Regions from separate parts of the Homo sapiens genome. Here all the other regions are linked to region 3. The links are chromatin loops, found by intact Hi-C in ENCODE. Cell type or tissue: A673. All regions are shown on one strand.

Evidence for each region. Peaks named below come from ENCODE experiments on the same cell type or tissue, not always from the same donor. Only the 100,000 strongest peaks of a DNase experiment are listed, where the experiment ranks them.
Region 1: it touches region 3 in a loop (2.4-fold over the local background); 3 of 110 quality-filtered maps call a loop at or near these places.
Region 2: a loop joins it to region 3, with 3 times the contacts of the local background. A loop is called at or near these places in 4 of 110 quality-filtered maps.

The regions. Positions count from the first base shown.
Region 1 is chr6:5,823,609-5,831,608 of GRCh38, reverse strand. It overlaps LOC124901250 (a long non-coding RNA gene), which reads right to left and starts at 5,066. Exons shown (of 2, transcript XR_007059424.1): 1 at 5,004-5,066; 2 at 2,046-4,465. In A673, no CTCF peak of the experiment used is centred here; a DNase peak (open chromatin) is centred at 4,018.
Region 2 is chr6:5,888,870-5,896,869 of GRCh38, reverse strand. It overlaps LOC107986516 (a long non-coding RNA gene), which reads right to left and starts at 5,302. Exons shown (of 2, transcript XR_007059427.1): 1 at 3,923-5,302. RefSeq lists an enhancer at 4,735-5,364. In A673, no CTCF peak of the experiment used is centred here; no DNase peak of the experiment used is centred here; H3K4me3 peaks cover 735 bases; H3K27ac peaks cover 768 bases.
Region 3 is chr6:5,991,434-5,999,433 of GRCh38, reverse strand. It overlaps NRN1 (neuritin 1), which reads left to right. Exons shown (of 3, transcript NM_016588.3): 3 at 230-1,435. The coding sequence ends at 458. LOC105374898 (a long non-coding RNA gene) reads right to left here. Exons shown (of 2, transcript XR_926413.4): 1 at 3,669-8,000; 2 at 1,343-1,618. Among named protein-coding and RNA genes, the nearest start is that of NRN1, 11 kb to the left of the region's middle. RefSeq lists enhancers at 1-726, 384-1,583. In A673, CTCF peaks have their summits at 3,199 and 4,860 (motif pointing left); DNase peaks (open chromatin) are centred at 23, 2,453 and 3,063; H3K4me3 peaks cover 3,096 bases; H3K27ac peaks cover 3,083 bases.

The sequences.
Region 1 (8,000 bases), 170 kb after region 3:
GGCAAGAAGCGAGACTTCCTCCCTTCCTGCTGCCTGGCTCATGGGGCTGCAGCCTCACTTCTGGAGGTGGCAAGAAAGAACTGTGGAGTCTGTGATCTAAGGGATCCCTGGCAGCCCACGGCAGCCAGAGAACCACACCCACTGGAGAACTCTAGGTTCTCTACGGCCTCTTGTTACTGCCAGTGCTTGTGTGGTTTGAGGTGGGTAATGCAGCAGCCTCCTGCAGCCAGCCCAGGACTGGGCAGCATGGGGCCAGGTAGTTAGTGTAGGAGAGCGAGCCTAGGCTTGTAAAGCAAGACTTGGCTCTGTCACTGGGCAACTTTTTTATTTTTTTATTTTTTTTTGAGACAGAGTCTTGCTCTATTGCCCAGGCTGAAGTGCAGTGGCATGCTCAACCCCTTCCTCCCTGGTTCAAGCAATTCTCCTGCCTCAGCCTCCTGAGTAGCTGGGACTATAGGCACGTGCCACCACGCCTGGCTAATTTTTATATTTTTGGTAGAGAGGGGGTTTTGTCATGTTGGCCAGGCTGTTCTCAAACTCCTCCCCTCAAGTAATCTGCCTGCCTTGGCCTCCCAAAGTGCTGGGATTACAGGCATGAGGCACCGCGCCCAGCCTGGGCAACTTTGAAGAAGTTACTTAGCTTCTCTGAGCCTCAGTTTCCTCATCTGTATAACGGAAGCAATAGTGTCCATTTTGCAGGGCTAGTATGACGAGTAAATGAGAATCCTCATGAGGGCCTGGAAATGACAGTGTCATTTCCAGGTGGTTCTACTATTATCAGTGACTGATATTTGTTGAGCACTGACCATAGACTAAGTTTTGTGCTGAGCATTTTATATTTATTGTCCCATTTAGTCCTCCTAAAAATCTAATGAGATATGACTATCCCCAGCTTACAAATAAGAAAACTGAGACTCAAAAAGGCCAGCAAGTGACCCCAGATAACTGCACAAGGATGTGCAGAGAGTGAGCAACAGGACCCGAAGCTGTGGGCTCACACCATGTTCTTCCTGCCTCTTAAGCCCATGGTACAGTTGGTGGGTGCTACCTGAATTGAATGGATGTGCCTGTTGTTTTGAAGTTGGGGTCTATGGCCATACCACCCTGAACGTGCCTGATCTCATCTGAAGTTGAGGATAGGCATCATCTTTCATTTGAAAATGAAGAAACTGAGGCATTGGGACGTTAACTCATGCACAGGCAGCAAGTGGCAGAGAGTGAAAGGAACCAGCATTGATGAGTGCCTATTGTATGCCAAACACTGTGCTTACTTCAAGATCCTATGATCTGCTGGGTGATTTTAGAGATGGAGTTTCATTGACTTCCCACACTGCCCTGAAGAGGTCTTATTAGTATTAGCCCCATTTTACAGAGAAGGGAACTGAAGCTCTATGCATGTAATTAGACTCTGAAGGCTGTTGATGGATGGGGAAGAAGAGGGTCCCTCTCTGCTTTTAAGGAATGCATGGACAGTTATGATTCTGGCCTGAGAAGGAAACTGAAGGGGCTCTGTGCCCGTCCCACATACCCTGCCCCACCCCCAGGGCCTCATGGGTCCCACCAGGGGAGGCTCCTGGCTTCCCAACAGAGGAAGGCATCACTTCAGAAAGGGCTGTCCCCTCAGGCCTTCTGTAGGTGGCCGGTGGGGGTCTAAGTGTATGTGCCCTTCAATCCCCCTTCTCCATTCCCCTCGTCCTCCCTGTGCTCCTGTAATGCCCGCTGGACCACTGGAGAGCCCCCATAGAGAGCAAACAACAGCAGAGCACACAGCCGGCCTCCCGAGGGTACAGGGCTTGCCTGAACTCTCAGGTCTAGTAAAAGCGAGCTTCCTACAGAAATGCACAGGGGACTGAGATCAGAGTTGAGCGGGCCTGGAAGGATCCCGGGGAACAAACAATGCTGCAGGGAAGATGGAGGCCACCCTCGGCAAGCCATCCTTTCTGGTCCCCGAGGAGCCCTGGGGTGGTCCCTGGTCACTATCTTGAACATGATACTCTAGTCTTTTTGCTCACTTCCAATATCAGTAAAATAAACTTGAGCATGTATTCCACAATGTGAAGGTTTATTGATTTATAAATTCTATAAATGTGCTGCTGAGCTCATAAATGCATCACAACACAGACATAGAAGTTGGTATTTTACTAGGATAAGAGGAAATCATAACTAGAATTTCTGATATCTTCTTCCTACACCCCCAGCATTTTGTGGTGTGCCCCCTTTGGGCCTTGGGAAAGTGATGCAGGGCCTGCAGAGCCTGGTATTGTGCTGGGGCCTGGCTGCAATGGGACACTGCCCTTCCCTGCAAGAGGCCAGCGAGCAAGGCGTTTGGCACAGGCTTTGGGGTCAGACAGAAGTGAGTTCTGATCTCAGCTCTGCCTCTGAGGAGCAGTGTGGCCTGGGCAATGACTTGCCTCCTGGAGCCTCCGTTTCCTCATCACGAAGTGGGGGAGATAATCTTCCTGTGCAGAGGTGATGAGATGATGAGCCCAAAGACACAGCGCGGTGCGTGCCACGGAGGAAGTGGTGTTCGCTCGATAGTCCTGAATCCTCCTGCTTACCAACGAGCTCCCGGTTCCCACCCATGCCAGAGAGGTCAGTAGGTGGCCTGGATGCCTGAAGGTCCGTCCTAAGGTTGAAGTCTAAATAGGGAGAACGGATGACTTGGGAGAAACGTCTCCACAGCTCCTCCTTGGCTCTGGGCACAGCCTTTCTCTTGAGTGGTAAGTCGTACTCCTATGGCTCCAGGTAGAATTCCACAAAAAGAAACATATACGTACACAATTTTTATTTCATCCCTCTTCTGGCATCCTCCCAGTTCTACTCACACATGCTTGTGAGTCCCTTTGGTGACTTAGAAAGCACAGTAGAGCCAGCATAATCATTCTGCAGCGGTAGAATCTATTTTTAACCTGGAATAGCCCCACGGACAGGAGACCTGTACTGTCCCCCATTAAGGGGACTCCCCATCCTATGCCATTTATCAGGACTCACACAGCCCTCATGAGGCCACCAAAAAGACAGGACACCTCCCAAGCCACAGCTGCAGCCCTGAGAGGGAAACGTACAAGCTCCCCACCTGGAGGCAGCCTCTTCCTGAGTGAGCGGCGGGGTGCTCCGCCATCAACTTGTCAGTCATTCATCCGGGGAAGGATGGAGGAAGCCGCTGTTGACCGCTTCGCCCACACCCCAGGGTGGCTCTGAGGCGCTCCTGTGGCCTGGGACAGAATGTTTCTGTGAACAGCAGCCCATGGCCAGGCAAACACAGAACATCTCCCCTGGAAGACCCGCATTCAAAGGGCCACCAGATTAAACTCCCACTTCACACTGAGGGGGAGCTGATAAGCAATGTGGGGGGGGGGGGCGGTGCAGAGAGATTGGGCCTACAGGTGGAGTGCTTCTCTGGGAGGGGCAGCCTGCTCCTCTGGGAACCAAGCCACTGTTCTCTCCAGCACCCTTACCCCAGAGGACTCTGTGTCTGAGCTTTCTGAGCAATTATCAGCTTCCACTGCAGCTGCAGCAGGCACGTTGTTGGAGAGCCCAGCTGGGTTCAAGGACTCTTCCCTGGTGCAAGCCTGGATTCCAAAGACCATGCGTGTGGGGGCTGGGATAGATGCCCTCTAATTAGCCATGCACCCTAGTTATTCCCTTCCACACCTCTTTCCTGCCCTCCCCTCCTTTTCCCCTCAGAAGTGAAGGTGCTCATAGCAGTCATCAATGTGCTTACAGAGCATTTAGCTCAAAGTTGCATAATCTTTAACCTTCCCCAGGCCCCAGCCTGTCGGTCTCCACACCAGCCACTGTGAGGACAGGATGAATTCATTTGCAGAAGACAAGCACAAAACCTCCGATAGAAAATAAATGCAATGTACCATAGTAAATGGGAGCAGCTTAAAAAAAAAAAAGCACAAAATCCATTGGGGACCCTGTTGCCATAGGAACTGGCATTACAGCTTGCTTCCGATAATTAATGGAGGGTTTTGCTATTACAGTATTCTTGAAACTTCGGTTTCCCCTGTGCTGCACTGCAGAATGCAGCATCCTCTCCCCATTCATAAATATTTCATGACTACCGGCTGCTGTGTTTCATCACCGTGGATAGCACTCGGCCTAATCCACCCCTTGCCAAATTCATGTTGTCCTGTCAGAGAGCAACTTCCATTTCTTCCTCTTTCTTCTGCAGTCTTCATTTATCTGGTTTGAAGTTCTTTACCTTCCCAACCCCAGAATGGTGGCTTTCATTGTGGCTTTGTCTTCAGACGCTGGACATCTCTTTCCTGTGCCTGTCTTATTTTCCTAACGGTCCCGTGGGCCTCCCCCAGGGGCATTGGTTGTGCTCCGGCCGTACTGCCTTCTGCACATCTGCTTTAATGGAGTCCTGGGAGGATACTGGGCTTTTGAATTCTGGTGTCTCAACATGCTGGCTGAGCCTCTGTTCCCTCATGGTTAAGTAGAGATGCCACCTGCCCTGCAGGGTTGGAGAGAGAGAGCCAGAAAAGATACAACACGTGTAAAGTACCAGTCCCCCCACGGGTGGGCTCAAATGGTCACAGTGGCTGCTGGTGTTGGTTTGTTCTCTTATATCTCTTGTTTTTGTCTAGATAAAATCCGTAACTTTTTTTAATTGACAAAATTGTATGCATTTGTGTGTACAGCAAGTTTTGATATTTTGACATGTAGAATGGCTGATCCAAGCTAATTAACCGTGCATTACCTCACATACATTTTTTGTGATGAGAATACTTAAAATCTACTCTTAGCAATTTTCTAGTATACAATATATTAATTGTAGTCACCATGTTGTACAATAGATGTCTTGAAATTCTTCCTCCTGTCTAAATGACAATTTTAATCTTTTCATCAACATCTCCCCAAGCCCCCCAACCCCCAACCCCTGGTAACCACCATCCTATTCTTTGTTTCTATGAGTTTGACTTTTTTTAGATTCCCCGTGTAACCGGGATCATGCCGTATTTGGCTTTCAGTGCCTGGCTTATTTCACTTACCTAATGTCCTCTAGGTCCACCCATGTTGCAAAGAACAGGATTTCCTTCTTTTTAGAGGCTGAATAGTATTGCATTGTGTATATACATCATATTTTCTTTTTCCATTCATCCATTGATGGATACTCCCTGTCTTGGCTTCTGTGAAGAATGCTTCAATGAACATGGGAGTGCAGATATCTCTTCAACATACTGATTTCATTTCCTTTGGACATATCCCCAGTAGTGGGATTGCTGGATCATACGGGAGTTCTATTTTTAATTTTTTGAAGAACCTCCACATTATTTTCCATAATGGCTGCACTAACTTACATCCCCGCCAAATGTGCAAGGGTTTGCTTTTCTCCACATCCTTAGCCATCCTAGCAGGTGTGAGGTGCTATCTTATTATGGTTTTAATTTTCATTTCCATGATGATTAATGATGAATATTTTCTCATACACCTATTGGCCATTTGTATGTCTTCTCTTGAGAAATGTCTGTTCAGGTCCTGTGTCCATTTTTTAATTGATTTACAGATGTTCCTTGACTTACGATGGGGCTATGTCCCAATAAACTCACTGTTGGTAGGTAACACTGTAAGTCAAAAGCATTTTTAGGCCAGGCATGGTGGCTCATGCCTGTAATCCCAGCACTTTGGGAGGCTGAGGCAGGCAGATCACTTGAGCTCAGGAGTTCAAGACCAGCCTAGGCAACATAGCGAAATCCCATCTCTACTAAAAATACAAAAATTAGCTGGGCATAGTGGAGCGTGTCTGTGGTCCCAGCTACTCAGGAGGCTGAGGTGGGAGGATTACTTGAGCCCGGGAGGTGGAGGTTGCAGTGAGCCAAGATGGAGCCACTGCACTCCAGCCGGGGTGACAGAGTGAGATCCTGTCTCTAAATAAATAAATATTAAAATTAAAAAGTGTATTTAATGCCCCTAATTTACCCAACATCATAGCTTAGCCTGGCCTACCTTAAGTGTGCTCAGAACTTTCATTAGTCTATAATTGGGCAAAATCATCTAACACAAAGCCTATTTTATAATAATGTGTTGAATAGCTCATGTAATTTATTGAATACTGTACTGAAAGTGAAAAACATAATGGTTGTATGGGTATAGAAGTATGGTTTCTACTGAATGCATGTCACTTTCATATCATCGTAAAGCTGAAAAATTGTAAATGGAAACATCATAAGTGGGGGACTGTCTGGATTTGTTTCCTTGCCATTTAGTTGAGTTGCTGTTGCTTTAACTTAAAATAAATAAATAATAAATAAATAAATAAATAAGCTTCTTTCTCCTTGCTGCCCTAGTGGAGGGGCTAGCTGGACAGCACGTTAAAGCTCTATGGCCCAGGATGATTCCAATGAAGGCTCTTCACAGGAACATGGAGAGAGGCCATGCTCTGGCCCTGCAGACATTAAGCTGTGGACAATGCTGTTTAAAGGTGACAGGGATGGCCGGGCACAGTGGCAAACCCCTGTAATCCCAGCACTTTGGGAGGCCGAGGTGGGTGGATCACCTAAGGTCAGGAGTTCGAGGTCAGCCTGGACAACATGGTGAAACCCCATCTGTACTAAAAATACAAAAATTACCCAGGCATGGTGGTGGGGGCTGTAATCCCAGCTACTCAGGAGGCTGAAGCAGGAGAATCACTTGAACCCGGGAGGCAGAGGTTGCAGTGAGCCAAGGTCACGCCATTGCACTCCAGCCTGGGCAAAAAGAGTGAAACTCCATCTCAAAAAAAAAAAGGTGACAGGGACAAGTCCTGAGCTAGAGGAAGTGGCAAGTTGATTCATGTGCATTTAGTACAGAAACGGTGCTCAGCGTCACTTCTCCCCAGGACTCAGGGCCTGGCGCTCCTCCTTCTTGCCTCCCCTAAGTGTGCTTCAAGGCTCAGTTAGTGAACATTAGTGAGCCTCACTCTGAGAAGTTAGTGAGCTTCACTCTGAGAAGAGGCACTGATGGTGGGGTGGAATGGAGCCTTCTGCTCTCCTGTTGAGGGAGCAGCATCTGGAGAGGATGGCTGGTGGCTTGAAGCCCAGTGCTGCTGCTGGGTCTTGAGTGCTAGCCTGTGGGTGACCCGGGGAAATTCTCCCCTGACTCTGGGCTTGTTTCCTGCCACCTCCCACAAGAACACAAACACACCACGCTGTTGCTCACCACCAGGCCCGTCCAGCAAACTTTGGGGCCTGTGAAAACAGGGGGAGAGTCCTCCCTGACACCTCCTCAGAAGCCTGCTCTGGGGCATGGTCATTGTCCTCCTTGTCCCCATTCCTTACCTTCCTCAGCACCACAGGGACTCAGGGGCAGTTGCCTTTTGAAGCCACATCCTGAAGGCAGCCCTGAACACCCATCATCCCATGGTCAGTTTCTCTCACAGGGGACAGGGTCTAGGCAGATGCATATAGAAGACCCATGGGCTAGAGCCAGGCGAGGTGGGTTCAAGGATGGGAAGAACCAGAGGGGTTAAAACTAGAGAGATTGAATCCTGACATGAAGTCTCAGGAAGAGTTCAGAGCAAAAGACAGAAGCCCTGCCAAGAGGGTTAGAAACTGTGAGATTTCCACTTGAAACGAGGAACTGGAAGCAGAAAGTGAGGTCGGATTGAGCACAGAAGGTCCAGCCAATGGGCAGGGAAGCAGGGATGCTTCATTGTCTCTGCTAAGGGGCTGGAGAGGGTCGAGCTGGTTAAAGGCATGAATGTGGAGGGACCTCAACCACTGAGGCTGCATTTCTCTTACTGCCTTGAGCTCCTCCTTCAAACCCAGCCCTAGTCACACATGCTGGCTTGGTGGTTGTCACTGAGCTCCAGAAACCTCCCACCCAGGTCCTCCCGTCATGGCAGTGGTGGCCAACAGGGAATAGCGTCCCTATTGGCCAACCTGCCAATAGAGACTGGCAGACTCCCCAACCTGCCCCCAAGAGTTCAGGACCCTGTTTGACAGCACTTCCAGCCTTCTATGCAGACTGAGGAGGAAGCTGATCTGAGATTCAGTGCTCACTCCAGAAGC
Region 2 (8,000 bases), 100 kb after region 3:
TCCACGCTGATGATCGTGTCAGTGCGTGGGTATCTACCGCTCATTACCTCCCACCCTAGAGGAAGGGACGCCACCAGCCTCTTCCTCCCGACCCTGGAGTAAAAAAAAAAAAAAAAAAAAATCCACAAGTTCCAATTGTGCTGTCATGATCAATAGGATGCTTCTTTCCAGGCTGCCTGTCAGGGGAGGATAGGATAAAAAGAACCAGAGAAAGCTGTGCATAGGCAAAGCTCTTTTGTGTTACAAGACTTAGCAGTGGGGCTCTGCCTAAAGCAAGGATCTGAGAACTGCTGTGCAAATCTAGGGTGTAAAGAGATTGTTCCAGGGCTTTCTCCCTAGGGAAGAAAATCCCTAAGTACTACAGTTGGCCAACAAGCAATTCTCAGCCTTCACCTGGCTTCAGTCTCAGGGAATTACACCAGTTGCCATTTTGGCTCTATCAAGGGTATATCCTTCCCCAGTGTCTTGCACACTCCAATCCTAACACCCATCACACTATATTGTAATTGCCTAATAATCCTTTGTGCCATCTATTCAGCTAACACCATACATAGTAAATGACAACAGCTCACAGCATGTTTGGTGAATGAATGGACTTCGATGGAGACAGTGGTGATAAATCCCTCAGTTCATGCAGAATCCTTGGGGTTTGAATCCTCTTGTCACATCCTCCTTCGCACCTCAAGTCTTTACTTCCCAAACTTAAGAAGGACAGCAACACCTCCTGCCATCCCCAAACCCCTAGGACCCCAAGGAAAAATCATTTCCCCCAAGTCTGACACATAACTGGCGCTTAATCAATGCTTGCCAATTAAGCTGCGTTGATTATCGTGCAAAGTTATCTCACATTATTTTAGCATCAGCTTTGGGCTTCTACCTTTTCATTGTCAATTTAATAATTCAAGAGACTTTTATCGAGTGTATCAGTCAGGATAGGTGGGCATCAGCAAACCTTCTCTCTGTAGGGCCAAATAGTACAATTTTCTACTTTCTAGACCATGCAGCATCTGTCACAACTGTTCATTGCTGTCATTGCTGTGTGAAAGCAGGTGTAGACAATATATAAGTGAATGGGTATGGCTGTGTCCCAATAAAACTTCATTTGCAAAAACAAGTGAATGACCAGATTTGACCCATGGGCCATAGTTTGCCAACCCATAAGCTAGGATAGGCTATAGCAACAAACACCACCAAAATCTCGGAGGCTGAACACACTGAGAGGCTATTTCTCCCTCATGCAACATGCCCATCATGGGTTGGTGGTGGGGAGGGAGGTCTTCTCCACAAAATTACCACAACATCTTATGACAGAGCCATCTCTATGTGAGGCTTCAGTGTTCCCCATGGCAGGAAAGGGAAGGGCCAATAAGGCAAGTTCTGGCAAATAAACGCCTTATCCCAGAAGGCACACACATCACGTCTATCCTCATGTCATCGTCTAGAACCCATCACCCCACCTGTCCTGAATTCAAGGGCATGCAGAACTGTAATCCAAAGTTAGAAGAGAACTGAACATTGGCAAATTAAGTCATGTCTACGATGTTGAGAATCAGTCATGAGCAAAGCCCTGATCCAATGCTGGGCATCAGTCATGAGCAAAGCCCTGATCCAATGCTGGGCATCAGTCATGAGCAAAGCCTTGATCAGGAGAAGAAAGTAGCTAAGAGGAGGCCCCTGCTTAATAGGCAGGCATCCAGCCCAGTGACCAAGACAGACACACCTGCAGAAAAAGCTGCTGCAAGCAAGTGGGTTAGGAGGGTGAGGGTCTATACTCCCCTTAGCCATAAACTCCATAACCAGTCCGAAGAATGACAATAAGGATAAGTACACAACACATGACAAGGATATCAGGCAAGAATCCCAATTCTTTGCACATTCGATGGGCAGTGAAAATCTGGATGACTTGTGATTGGGCACCCACACCTCCAGACTATTTCTAGATTGAGGGATATTGGGCCTATTGGGTATGGGGTGAGAAAGAGCAGAGAGAAGAAAGCAAACACAGCCTTCCCATGTGTAAAGTAATGATGTAAATTTTTAAAATAAGTTACTGGAAAATAGTAGAAGCCTATCAAGGACAGATGTTCCTTCCACTCAAGCAGCCTTTATGCCACATCAGCAACAGACACCAGTGGATCCTCATTTTGAACACTCAACTGTGACTTTGGGAGGAAAATGCTGGTCAAATTCACTTACAAAGTAGGGAAAGCCTGGAATTTGAAAAGCCTGGAGAGAGCCTGGCAGTGAACAGTAAAGAAAAGAGACACACGCACGTGACCCATCGTGCCCTCGTCCAGCTCTGCCTACAAGCTTGGCATGGCCTGAGGGCCCCTGGCCAGCCTGATACAAAGAGAACTCACAGGTCAGAAGTTGGCACAGGGCTTAGAGGAATGGTTTACCTGCTTAATGAAACAATTCATTTTGTCAGTTCCCAAGAATACTTACCTTCTCCCCAGAGACTTCCAAGAATTAATTAATACTAAAGGCTTGTCAGGCCCTTTGCCAATATTAAGGATTTGTTTAATCTGAAAGGCCAGTGTAAGCACAAATAGACGAGTTTGGCTTTATTTTATAATACTCCATCTGACGACAAGCAAAGTGACCTTGCCATATGGAAATACAAGGAAGAGAGCCCTTCCTACAAAAAAGTACCACGCCAGACCACGGTGGCTCACGCCTGTAATCTCAGCACTTTGGGAGGCTGAGGCAGGCAGATCACGAGGTCAAGAGATCAAGACCATCCTGACAAACATGGTAAAACCTCATCTTTACTAAAAATACAAAAAAATTAGCCAGCCATGGTGGCGTGTGCCTGTAGTCCCAGCTACCCGGGAGGCTGAGACAGGAGAATTGCTTGGACCCAGGAGGCGGAGGTTGCAGTGAGCCAAGATCGCACCACTGCCCTCCAGCCTGGCAACAGAGCGAGACTCCAAAAAAAAAAAAAAAAAAAAAGGAAAAAAAAAAGACTGCCGTGGAAGGCAGGCAATATGATATATGGGAAAGTTCTGTACCTTCTAACCAATTTTGCTGTAAACCTAAAACTGCTCTTAAAAGTAAAGTCTATTACCAAAAAAATGGCTGCAAATTCTTTGACATTCCTCCCATCGAGAGTTTGGGTGGAGGGAGGGGTCTGTATCCCCTCCTGTTAAATCTGAGTGGGCTTGAGACTGTGGGACTTCCAGGGTTAGCTCAGGAAAGGCAATGCTGCTTCCTCTTTGTTTGCTGGGACACTTGCCTTTAGAGCCTTAAGCCATAGTGTATGAAGTCTGACTGCTCTGAGGCCACCATGCTGTGTAGAAGCCCAGGCCACCTGGAGAGGCCACGTATGGGTGTTCCAGCTGCAGCCACAGCTGAGGTCCCAGCTGACAGCCAGTATCATCTACTGGACACATGGATGCCTCCAGGTGATTCCGGTCATATTGAGTCAACCCCCGGTGTTCATGCACCCAGTCAAGGCCCCAGACGTGGAGCAGAGCCAAGCTGTCCCTGATGTGTTCTATCCAAATTCCTGACCCACAGAATTTGGGAGCATAATAAAACAGTTGCTTTATGCAACTATGGTCATAGTGATTTGTTACACGTTGATAGTAACTTAAATGTGAAGGCTGCATAGAATCACGGTTAATAAGGAATCCAGAACCCATCTGCTTGACTCCCCCATTTACCACCACCTCCGCAACCTGGTGCAAGGTATTTCAACTCTTGTGCCTCAATTTTCTCATTGGTAAATTGTAGGTACTATTAGTGCCTACCTAATATGGGTTACTGTGAATATTCAGTGATTCAGAAAGTGCTTAAAACACTGCGTGGTACCCAGTAAACGCTCCATAAAGATTTGCTGTTCTATTCCAAAGCCTTTCCTGACCACTGTAGCCCATGGTGATGTCTTCTCTTATTCAATCCCTCATCGGGCACCACTCACCTTTCCCCAGGGACGACTGTTGGGTTGTCTAAGAATGTCTTCTCTCCCTGGCCTGACTGCTGGGGTCTTCAGGGCAGGGAACAGCATGCATCTGGCATCTCAACAGCTGTGGGCACAGAGCTTTGCACAGAATGGATGTTCTAAAGTATATGTTGAAGAAGAAAAACACAAGGCACAGACAGGCACATGAATGGCTCTCATTGGTTCAGTGCCAACGACAGCTCGGGAGGGCTGGTAACTCTCCATCCTCAGTGTGCTCTGCCTAAGATAATCCTCCTCCCTGGCACTTCTCTTCTATTATGCTCTTCATCCGCTCTCTTATGTTCCAGTCTTTTTGGAAGATTTTGGTTCAATGAGTTCCTTTCACGCTCAGTGTCAAAAGTACCTTGTTGCATTTCCTGATAAACAGTTGTTTGGACATATGGAAATTCCTAGCATTGCTCAAAGTTGACACGAGTATGGGAAATAGTCATTACCTCATCCTGCTAGCATGAGAGTTCCTGGATGCAGGTATTTTTGAAAGTAAATTGGCCTGGAGGAGCCAAGATGGCCGAATAGGAACAGCTCCGGTCTACAGCTCCCAGCGTGAGCGACGCAGAAGACGGTGATTTCTGCATTTCCATCTGAGGTACCGGGTTCATCTCACTAGGGAGTGCCAGAGAGCGGGCGCAGGTCAGTGGGTGCGCGCACCGTGTGCGAGCCGAAGCAGGGCGAGGCACTGCCTCACTCGGGAAGCGCAAGGGGTCAGGGAGTTCCCTTTCCGAGTCAAAGAAAGGGGTGACGGACGGCACCTGGAAAATCGGGTCACTCCCACCCGAATACTGCGCTTTTCCGACGGGCTTAAAAAACGGCGCACCGCCTGTAGTCCCAGCTACTCGGGAGGCTGAGGCAGGAGAATGGCGTGAACCCGGGAAGCGGAGCTTGCAGTGAGCCGAGATTGCGCCACTGCAGTCCGCAGTCCGGCCTGGGCGACAGAGCGAGACTCCGTCTCAAAAAAAAACAAACAAAAAAAAAAACAAAACAAAAAAAAACAGCGCACCACGAGATTATATCCGGCACCTGGCTCGGAGGGTCCTACGCCCACGGAGTCTCGCTGATTGCTAGCACAGCAGTCTGAGATCAAACTGCAAGGCGGCAGCGAGGCTGGGGGAGGGGCGCCCGCCATTGCCCAGGCTTACTTAGGTAAACAAAGCAGCCGGGAAGCTCGAACTGGGCGGAGCCCACCACAGCTCAAGGAGGCCTGCCTGCCTCTGTAGGCTCCACCTCTGGGGGCAGGGCACAGACAAACAAAAAGACAGCAGTAACCTGTGCAGACTTAAATGTCCCTGTCTGACAGCTTTGAAGAGAGCACTGGTTCTCCCAGCACGCAGCTGGAGATCTGAGAACGGGCAGACTGCCTCCTCAAGTGGGTCCCTGACCCCTGACCCCCGAGCAGCCTAACTGGGAGGCACCCCCCAGCAGGGGCACACAGACACCTCACACGGCAGGGTACTCCAACAGACCTGCAGCTGAGTGTCCTGTCTGTTAGAAGGAAAACTGACAAACAGAAAGGACATCCACACCAAAAACCCATCTGTACATCACCATCATCAAAGACCAAAAGTAGATAAAACCACAAAGATGGGGAAAAAACAGAACAGAAAAACTGGAAACTCTAAAAAGCAGACCGCCTCTCCTCCTCCAAAGGAATGCAGTTCCTCACCAGCAACGGAACAAAGCTGGATGGAGAATGACTTTGACGAGCTGAGAGAAGAAGGCTTCAGATGATCAAATTACTCTGAGCTACGGGAGGACATTCAAACCAAAGGCAAAGAAGTTGAAAACTTTGAAAAAAATTTAGAAGAATGTATAACTAGAATAACCAATACAGAGAAGTGCTTAAAGGAGCTGATGGAGCTGAAAACCAAGGCTCGAGAACTACGTGAAGAATGCAGAAGCCTCAGGAGCCAATGCGATCAACTGGAAGAAAGGGTATCAGCGATGGAAGATGAAATGAATGAAATGAAGCGAGAAGGGAAGTTTAGAGAAAAAAGAATAAAAAGAAATGAGCAAAGCCTCCAAGAAATATGGGATTATGTGAAAAGACCAAATCTACGTCTGATTGGTGTACCTGAAAGTGACAGGGAGAATGGAACCAAGTTGGAAAACACTCTGCAGGATATTATCCAGGAGAACTTCCCCAATCTAGCAAGGCAGGCCAACGTTCAGATTCAGGAAATACAGAGAACACCACAAAGATACTCCTCGAGATGAGCAACTCCAAGACACATAATTGTCAGATTCACCAAAGCTGAAATGAAGGAAAAAATGTTAAGGGCAGCCAGAGAGAAAGGTTGGGTTACCCTCAAAGGGAAGCCCATCAGACTAACAGCAGATCTCTTGGCAGAAACCCTACAAGCCAGAAGAGAGTGGGGGCCAATATTCAACATTCTTAAAGAAAAGAATTTACAAGCCAGAAGAGAGTGGGGGCCAATATTCAACATTCTTAAAGAAAAGAATTTTCAACCCAGAATTTCATATCCAGCCAAACTAAGCTTCATAAGCAAAGGAGAAATAAAATACTTTACAGACAAGCAAATGCTGAGAGAGTTTGTCACCACCAGGCCTGCCCTAAAAGAGCTCCTGAAGGAAGCGCTAAACATGGAAAGGAACAACCAGTACCAGCTGCTACAAAATCATGCCAAAATGTAAAGACCATCGAGACTAGGAAGAAACTGCAGCAACTAACGAGCAAAATAACGAGCTAACATCATAATGACAGGATTAAATTCACACATAACAATATTAACTTTAAATGTAAATGGACTAAATGCTCCAATTAAAAGACACAGACTGGCAAATTGGATAAAGAGTCAAGACCCATCAGTGTGCTGTATTCAGGAAACCCATCTCACCTGCAGAGACACACATAGGCTCAAAATAAAAGGATGGAGGAAGATCTACCAAGCAAATGGAAAACAAAAAAAGGCAGGGGTTGCAATCCTAGTCTCTAATAAAACAGACTTTAAACCAACAAAGATCAAAAGAGACAAAGAAGGCCATTACATAATGGTAAAGGGATCAATTCAACAAGAAGAGCTAACTATCCTAAATATATATGCACCCAATACAGGAGCACCAAGATTCATAAAGCAAGTTCTTAGAGACCTACAAAGAGACTTAGATTCCCACACATTAATAATGGGAGACTTTAACACCCCACTGTCAACATTAGACAGATCAACGAGACAGAAAGTCAACAAGGATACCCAGGAATTGAACTCAGCTCTGCACCAAGCGGACCTAATAGACATCTACAGAACTCTCCACCCCAAATCAACAGAATATACATTTTTTTCAGCACCACACCACACCTATTCCAAAATTGACCACATACTTGGAAGTAAAGCTCTCCTCAGCAAATGTAAAAGAACAGAAATTATAACAAACTCTCAGACCACAGTGCAATCAAACTAGAACTCAGGATTAAGAATCTCACTCAAAACCGCTCAACTACATGGAAACTGAACAACCTGCTCCTGAATGACTACTGGGGACATAACGAAATGAAGGCAGAAATAAAGATGTTCTTTGAAACCAACGAGAACAAAGACACAACATACCAGAATCTCTGGAACACATTCAAAGCAGTGTGTAGAGGGAAATTTATAGCACTAAATGCCCACAAGAGAAAGCAGGAAAGATCCAAAATTGACACCCTAACATCACAATTAAAAGAACTAGAAAAGCAAGAGCAAACACATTCAAAAGCTAGCAGAAGGCAAGAAATAACTAAAATCAGAGCAGAACTGAAGGAAATACAGACACAAAAAACCCTTCAAAAAATTAATGAATCCAGGAGCTGGTTTTTTGAAAGGATCAACAAAATTGATAGACTGCTAGCAAGACTAATAAAGAAAAAAAGAGAGAAAAATCTAATACACGCAATAAAAAATGATAAAGGGGATATCACCACCGATCCCACAGAAATACAAACTACCATCAGAGAATACTACAAACACCTCTACACAAATAAACTAGAAAATCTAGAAGAAATGGATAAATTCCTCGACACATACACTCTCCCAAGACTAAACCA
Region 3 (8,000 bases):
GGGGCGCCCCCCCACCCCCGCTTTAGACAGCCGCTTCTGGGGTAGGCGGAGGTCCCGCGAGTCCCGACCTCGCGCAGGCCAGGCGCCAGGGCGGTGAAGAGAAGGTAGGGAGGGGACACCCCGGGAAGTTGGCGGGGCCGCCAGCGGGGAGGCGCAGGGGCGCAAGCCCGGGGTGTTCCCGGCGTCCCAAGTGAACCTGCTTGTTCTGTTTTGTTCTGTTCCTCACCAGATACTGGGAGGATTTCCACAGCTGCACGGTCACAGCCCTTACGGATTGCCAGGAAGGGGCGAAAGATATGTGGGATAAACTGAGAAAAGAATCCAAAAACCTCAACATCCAAGGCAGCTTATTCGAACTCTGCGGCAGCGGCAACGGGGCGGCGGGGTCCCTGCTCCCGGCGTTCCCGGTGCTCCTGGTGTCTCTCTCGGCAGCTTTAGCGACCTGGCTTTCCTTCTGAGCGTGGGGCCAGCTCCCCCCGCGCGCCCACCCACACTCACTCCATGCTCCCGGAAATCGAGAGGAAGATCCATTAGTTCTTTGGGGACGTTGTGATTCTCTGTGATGCTGAAAACACTCATATAGGATTGTGGGAAATCCTGATTCTCTTTTTTATTTCGTTTGATTTCTTGTGTTTTATTTGCCAAATGTTACCAATCAGTGAGCAAGCAAGCACAGCCAAAATCGGACCTCAGCTTTAGTCCGTCTTCACACACAAATAAGAAAACGGCAAACCCACCCCATTTTTTAATTTTATTATTATTAATTTTTTTTGTTGGCAAAAGAATCTCAGGAACGGCCCTGGGCCACCTACTATATTAATCATGCTAGTAACATGAAAAATGATGGGCTCCTCCTAATAGGAAGGCGAGGAGAGGAGAAGGCCAGGGGAATGAATTCAAGAGAGATGTCCACGGACGAAACATACGGTGAATAATTCACGCTCACGTCGTTCTTCCACAGTATCTTGTTTTGATCATTTCCACTGCACATTTCTCCTCAAGAAAAGCGAAAGGACAGACTGTTGGCTTTGTGTTTGGAGGATAGGAGGGAGAGAGGGAAGGGGCTGAGGAAATCTCTGGGGTAAGAGTAAAGGCTTCCAGAAGACATGCTGCTATGGTCACTGAGGGGTTAGCTTTATCTGCTGTTGTTGATGCATCCGTCCAAGTTCACTGCCTTTATTTTCCCTCCTCCCTCTTGTTTTAGCTGTTACACACACAGTAATACCTGAATATCCAACGGTATAGATCACAAGGGGGGGATGTTAAATGTTAATCTAAAATATAGCTAAAAAAAGATTTTGACATAAAAGAGCCTTGATTTTAAAAAAAAAAGAGAGAGAGATGTAATTTAAAAAGTTTATTATAAATTAAATTCAGCAAAAAAAGATTTGCTACAAAGTATAGAGAAGTATAAAATAAAAGTTATTGTTTGAAATGGGGGTGTCGTTTGTTTCCTACCCCAACCTGCTTTCTTGACCCAGTTCTCAGGGAACCTGAAGGGACACAGGATGCCGGTGATAAGCTCACCTCTTCAGGAAGCCGCTTCAAGCAGACCTGCCACCTTCAAGCAGACCCTCCTCACTTAAGCCACTTGGCCACTTCCCCGAAACCGTGCTTCCTTAAAAAAGAGAAAATGAAAGTTGTTTTTAAATTAATTACAAAGCAGAGATTCTTTCTGTTTGAGATTTAGAGGAACTGGGCTTGCTCGCACAGGCAGACAATGCCAGTGGCCGGCCGTCTGCCCCCGCCTCAGGCGGGCCGGAGCCCTAACCACGATCCTCGCAGGCTCGGCCTAACCACGATTCGCCTCTTCCTGTGCGGTGGCCAGAGGCAGCTTGCGAAGGAACCGCCATTAAGGGCTCCAGCAGAGGGGCCGAGAGGCTGTGTTCCCTGGCAGGGATCAGGTGAATCCTTTCATAATTAATAAGACAGCTCAGCTGAAATGGCGAGGAGACGGGCCCTATTGATCTGGCAGTGGGGCTGATTCCACCTCTCCTATTTATAGGCCCCGCATGGCCTTAAAGAGAAGTAAACATTCCGGAGTAAATGGGCAGAGGCGACCCGGGTCCGGGGACTGCAGGCCTGGAGTAGGCGGGGGAGAAAGAACTGCATGCAGGTCTCTGGGTTCAGAGAAATCGAAATCTGATTTCTTGGAGAAGGTGGCTGTGGGAGGAAGCTGCGGGGGCCCCGGGGGGGGGGGACGGGGGAAGGGAGGAGGATGGAGAGAGACCAAGGGGGCTGCAGCAGGTTCCCGCACGAAGCCCGCCGCCCGCTGCGGGGAGGGTGGGCCCGGGCTCTGAAATGCAATGTGTAAACAATTGCTAGTGTAACAGTTCATAAATCAAACCCAGTGAGTCGCAGCCCAATCTGCATTCCCCCCACGGATTGAATTCCAGCAACACATGCGTCCCTGCGCCCGGAGCGCTGGAAGCTGCACGGATTCTTAATGGCAGCATATATTACGGCCGCGCGTTCACGCACGCGCCGCTCGGGGCCACTCCGGGGAATCGTTTCGCCCGCTAACTCCCACCCAGTCCCCTCCTCCCGACGGAGGTCTCAGTCAAAACCCGGGTTCTCAGTCAAAACCAAAGCAGATCCGCGCTACCTGCGCGGGGTGGTCACCCACCAGCAAACGCTCGGGGTTTTGGAAAATAGTTGCATTTTGTTGGTTTCGTTTCAATGGTTATTTTCGGTCTGCGTATAAATAGGATGATTCTAACTGGAGTTCAACCCCTGGAATTCAAATTAGAATGTCTGTGCCTATCTTAAATACGAATCTATTTAACAAGGAGGAGAACCAGGATAAAGAGGGAGGGTCTTCTCCATTTTTGCCATCGTAGCACGCCGCCTCCTATCAGTATCTTTTCCTCTACATATTGGGGGCAAACAAGTGCTCACAACTAAGCCCATTGCTTGTCAAAATAAAAGGCAGGCGCCCTTCTGCTCCGACTGTGGAGAGAAGGGAAACCCCCCCACGACCCACAGAGGACGCCCCTCCCCTAGCAGCGCGGGCTTCCTACTCGGAAATCAATGTCCTGGAAGATCTAGGAAGAGGCAGGCTAAGGGCGGGGCAGAAGGGGCGAGGGGGCGGGGACTGGGAGCGCGGGCTGGTCTGCTCTCCTAACAGGGTTCTTCTCTAGGAACCCCTGGCTCCTACTGCTGTTCCAACTGCTTCCCAGACGGGGCCGCCCTAGAGGAAGGGCGCCCTCTCCCCTCTCTCAGCCCCTCCACGCGCTTCCAAGCCCCCACGCCACGGAGTCCCAGATCGCCCTGGGAATCTCCAAACCTTATCGTCCTGTCTGGGGCTCCCTTGTCTGTCCCAAGCCGAGGACCACGCTCACGTGAGCACGGAGATATCCCTGGGAACGCAGGGCCGCGAGTCTTGGAAACGCAGGCTTCCGCAACTGGAGCGTTAGAGAACGTTTCTTCTTGTGGTGATTGTTTAGATTATTATCGCGCCGTCTTCGGCTATAATTTGCCGTTTAATCATGATGACATCTCCATATGTTGGTTGATGTTACCGGTTTTAAGCAGCAAAGCTGCTAGCCTCGTTGGCAGTTCAGGGAGATGACATTAACCAGGGCGAGCATGCCCCACTGATGAGATGGTGGGAGTATTGGGAGTGGGACGGAGTGGGCTTCAGGCACAGAGGACATCGTCATACCTACCTCCTCCCCACGTCGGAGTAGCCTCTCCGTATCTTCCCACAGCCCGTGGCTCTTCAAGTGGCCCACTCAGGCTGGCTTCGAGCCTTTGAGGAGCTGTTGGGATTAGAGAAGGACCTCCTTTATCACATCCTCTGTCCTAGTAAGTTCAAGACAAGGTAGTTCACTTGAGTACCGTGTCTGACAATCCTTATTATGAACATGTCAGGCCAGTTCCAGAGCCCTGCCTGGGCCCGAGGAACTCCAGGGCCCGTGGGAAAGGAAATCGGACGGAGGGAGGAAACTGGCACGAGAAAAAGGACTCGAGCGTGGAAAATGGGGGACACGGGGAGAAACGAGGGGGAAAAAGATCCGGAAGTAGGGTTAGAAGGGAAGAAAGGTGGGCGATCACCTGAAACACAAAAGGAGATGATGGAGAAGCTTGGAGACGCAGATAGAGCTCTGGGCAAGAGCTAAGGGACAAAGATGACCTTGGGACTTATTTTCATTCAGAACCCCCAGAGAAGAAAAGGCGCACAAGAACCTTGACACAAATTCTCCTTCTGCGGACGCAGAGATCTTTCCACTGTAATCAGTACCCCCAGAGGGCCAGGGCCGCCGGGAACCTGGCGTCTTGGTGCTGGACGGACCGAGGCAGGAGCGCCAGCCCCGAGCCTTCTCCCGGAGCCCACCCCAGGAAATCCGATGAGTCAGCCAAAGATGGAGCCAGAGATTTCCCCCTTGCCGAATTCTCCCTCAAATATCAGGAAGGTATTCAACCATTATCTCCCCGCCACCCCCACTTTTCCCTACAATACACGAGCTCTAGCTTTCACGCTGGCCGTCCATCCTCTGGAGCTGTCTACCGCCCCGACCCAGGGGCACGCGAGGGAAGGATCCCTAGCCACTCAGAACACCTACCAGGGGAAATCAAAGCGTTGGTCTCCTCCCCATCACCGCCCCCCGCTCCCCTCCCAGACGTGAAAACGAAGTGGTGAGCTGGGGGTGGGGGGTAGGAACGGAAAGGAGCGGCTGAGGACGCCAGCTTAGGGCTCCGGAAGACACCGCACCCCCCACCCCGCCCACACCTCCACACCCGGTCCCAAATCATCGTACCTCCCTAGGCTAAGGAGTCTAGCAACTTTGTAATCTTGTAGCTTGTGGTTCCCCCACCAACCCCTCCACTACCCAAGAGAAGAACAGTGTAGAGAAAGCACCCCCTGCAGGGCCCTTTTGGAGGTTAACTCTTGGGCAGCCTCGGCCCCCAAACCCGAATGCCGGCGGGAGAAGAGTTAGCCCAAACCCTGCCCAGCCCCAGGAGAGGAACCTCAGCTTGGCCCCACCGAACTCCGGCCATCCCGGCAGGCGCACGGAGAAGGCCCTTTCTCCCCACTCCACCCCCACCGGGTGAGGGGAGGAGAGTGTAACATTTGCGCCCAGAGTTGCGCCCTGGAAGGACGCAGCCTTTAGTGTGGCTTCCAAGAGCCAGGACTTCGGAGCCGGAACACTCCTGTTCCCACCTGCATGACCATGGGCGGGATACTGAACCCCGCTATACCTCAGTTTCCTCCTCTGTAAAATAACGATAATAATACTTACCTCATAGGATTGTACCTTGTATCAAATGAGACAGTATAGGTAAAGCTCTTTCGGACAACATGCCAGTTACCTCGTGCTAGGTAGTACTAATTTAATTTCCTCAGGTGGATCTCACCGAATTCTTCAAAATAACCTTGAGAACCTCATTCTTTTAATATTTTGGGAGCAGTTATTCTTTATGGTAAAGCGTTTTAAATTCCTCTTACTGCAGGCTACTACCCAGTGATCCATCATCCTCTCTGGCCTTCTCAAAGGATGTTCTAGATAAGCTCCTTGAGTTCAAATAGCCAGGTCGCTCAACAATGTGTGCACCCCCAGACTCTACTCCACCCCATCCCCCTCAGTGCCCAGGCCAGACCCCTGGCTTTTGCTTTCTGCAAACCCCCAACTAGAGTGGCCAGGTTCTCCCAGCATGGGATTTCTCCTGTATCTTCCTTGACAACTTCTCTTCCCTGCCCCCGCTCACTCCCACCATTTATCTTAAATTCCTCTCCCAACATTGAAAAATGTAATGAAGTTATTGTAAACAATGAAGCAATTCAAGAGTACAGAGAGGGAAGAAAACATCCTCCCTCCACTAATAAATGGTAGCAGGTTGACGTGTGTTCTTCCATGCCTTTCCCCGTGCTGTTACACACATATACACACATACATATATGGAGGTTGGCTTTGGGTTTCGCTTTGTTTCATTTCTGCAAAATTGTAATATGTATTTCTCTGCAACCAAATTCCTCAAGAGCAATAGTTAAATATCTCCTTTTAAATGGTGACATAATTCCTTCTATTGATGAATATTTAAGTTTTTCAAGGTTTTTTGTACTGTATAAGTATTGTGTTCATAAATATTCCTGTTCAAACAACGTTATGTACTAGTATTTTAATTTCTTCAATACAATAGGCTTGATCAAAGTTGGATTGCTGGGCAGAAAGGTATGTATGTGTGCTTTTCATTTGAGAAGATGTTTGTTTACTTTCCCAAAGGATGTAGAGATTCCCTGCATCCTTATCAACACTGTATGCTAACACTTTTTGCCTTTTTTGTCAACCCAGTAAGTAACCTTGCTGCTCTGGAAGGTCAGGCTTTCCCACCATCTGCATTAGATTCCTTGGGTCCCTCCCAGGCCCTGATCACCACCAGAGTGTCCTCCTGCACTGGTGGGGAAGGGTCAGCTGGACTTTGGGTTCCCCTCCCCAGGAGCAGTGGCAAGGGCTTCGCAGGGAGTGACTTTTGTGCAAAGTCAGGCATAACTAGTCCTGGAAGACCCTGGCTCTCACTGGCTAATCTAATCAAAATGCCTCGGGGAGTTTAGGGCTTGGACCGTGCTGGGCTGGCTCAGTGAGTGATTGTGAACTGGCAGAGGTGGGGCTCAGCTGCATGTCTCCCCACTGCTCCTGCAGTTTCCATTCGGGACACTCAGCCTGAGCCAGCTCTGCACCGAGGCTGCGATCCCCCGGCCTGTCTGCAGTGGAGGGCCAGCGATGGAAGGAGGCAGCAAAGGAAAAGAAAACAGCAACCACAGAACAAGGGCGGCAAAGATGACAGCTGAACTTTTCTTTTCCTCTCCCACCCACCCAGAGAGTCTGAGAGGCTTCTGTGAGCAGGATCCAACCCATGGAGAGCGACAAGGAAGGCTGAACCATCTAGGGGGATTCAGGGTACAGAGATCTAGATTGCACTGTCTCTTCTCTCTCATCACTCCCACCCCACCACATTTACTCTAACTTTTTAAAAACTTTAACTTTCATTGAGCACTTACTACATGCTAGGTGTTACGGTGAAGCTTTACAAACATCATCCCATCTCCTTCACAATTTCTGTAAGAGGATTGTATTATCCCCATTTTACAGATGATGAGCTGAGGTTTGGAGAGAGGTTAGTAACTTGCCTAAGACCAGCAAGGAGCAAGAGCGAGAGCTGACCTTTGAATGCTAACCTGTTTGGGGAACCTGCCTTAAGAGATCACTTCGCTTTGCTTGTTCTATTACTATTTTGAGGCAAAGAAACACAAAGAAAAAACACAACAAATAAATTTAAGTCCTGTGGTAAGCAGAAAAACGTCCTTGCAAAAATGTCTGTGACTCAATCCCTGGAACCCGTAAATGTGTTAGTTAATGTGGTAAAAAGAGAATTAAGGTTGCAGGTGGAATTAGACTGCTAAATCGGCTGCCTTTAAAATAGGGAGTTTATCCTGGATTATCCCTAGAGGCCAATGTAATAACAAAGGTCTTTAAAAGTGGAAGAGGAAAAAAGAAGAGGTCAGAGTCATGTGATGGGAAGATTCAACCCACCCTTGCTGGCTTTGAAGATAGAGGAAGAGGCCAGAAACCAAGGAATTTGGGCAGCCTCTAGAAACTAGAAAAAAAAAAAAAAAGAAAACTGATTCCTCCCTAGTGTCTTCAGAAAGAAATGCGCCCCAGTGATTTTAGCCCAGTAACCAATGTCAGACTTCTGACCTTCAGAACTAATGGCAAGATAATAAAATCCTATTATTTAAGCCATCAAATTTGTGGAAATTTGTTAAAACTGCAAATAGAAAACTAGTACAAGTCATTATTTGCACTGTACCAGTTTAGTTAAGGGAACACATCACACCAGTGAGGCCTGAGGGTTCAGGATGTATGTGTACTAGGGATTTCTCAGGGCCCTTCTTTGTCCATGTGTGCATTCAGAGGAGACAGCAGCTTCATTTCAACGTGGGGTGATGGTGTTTGTGAGAAAAAGAAGACATTGTAGAATTAATTTCTAAGGACAAAAAA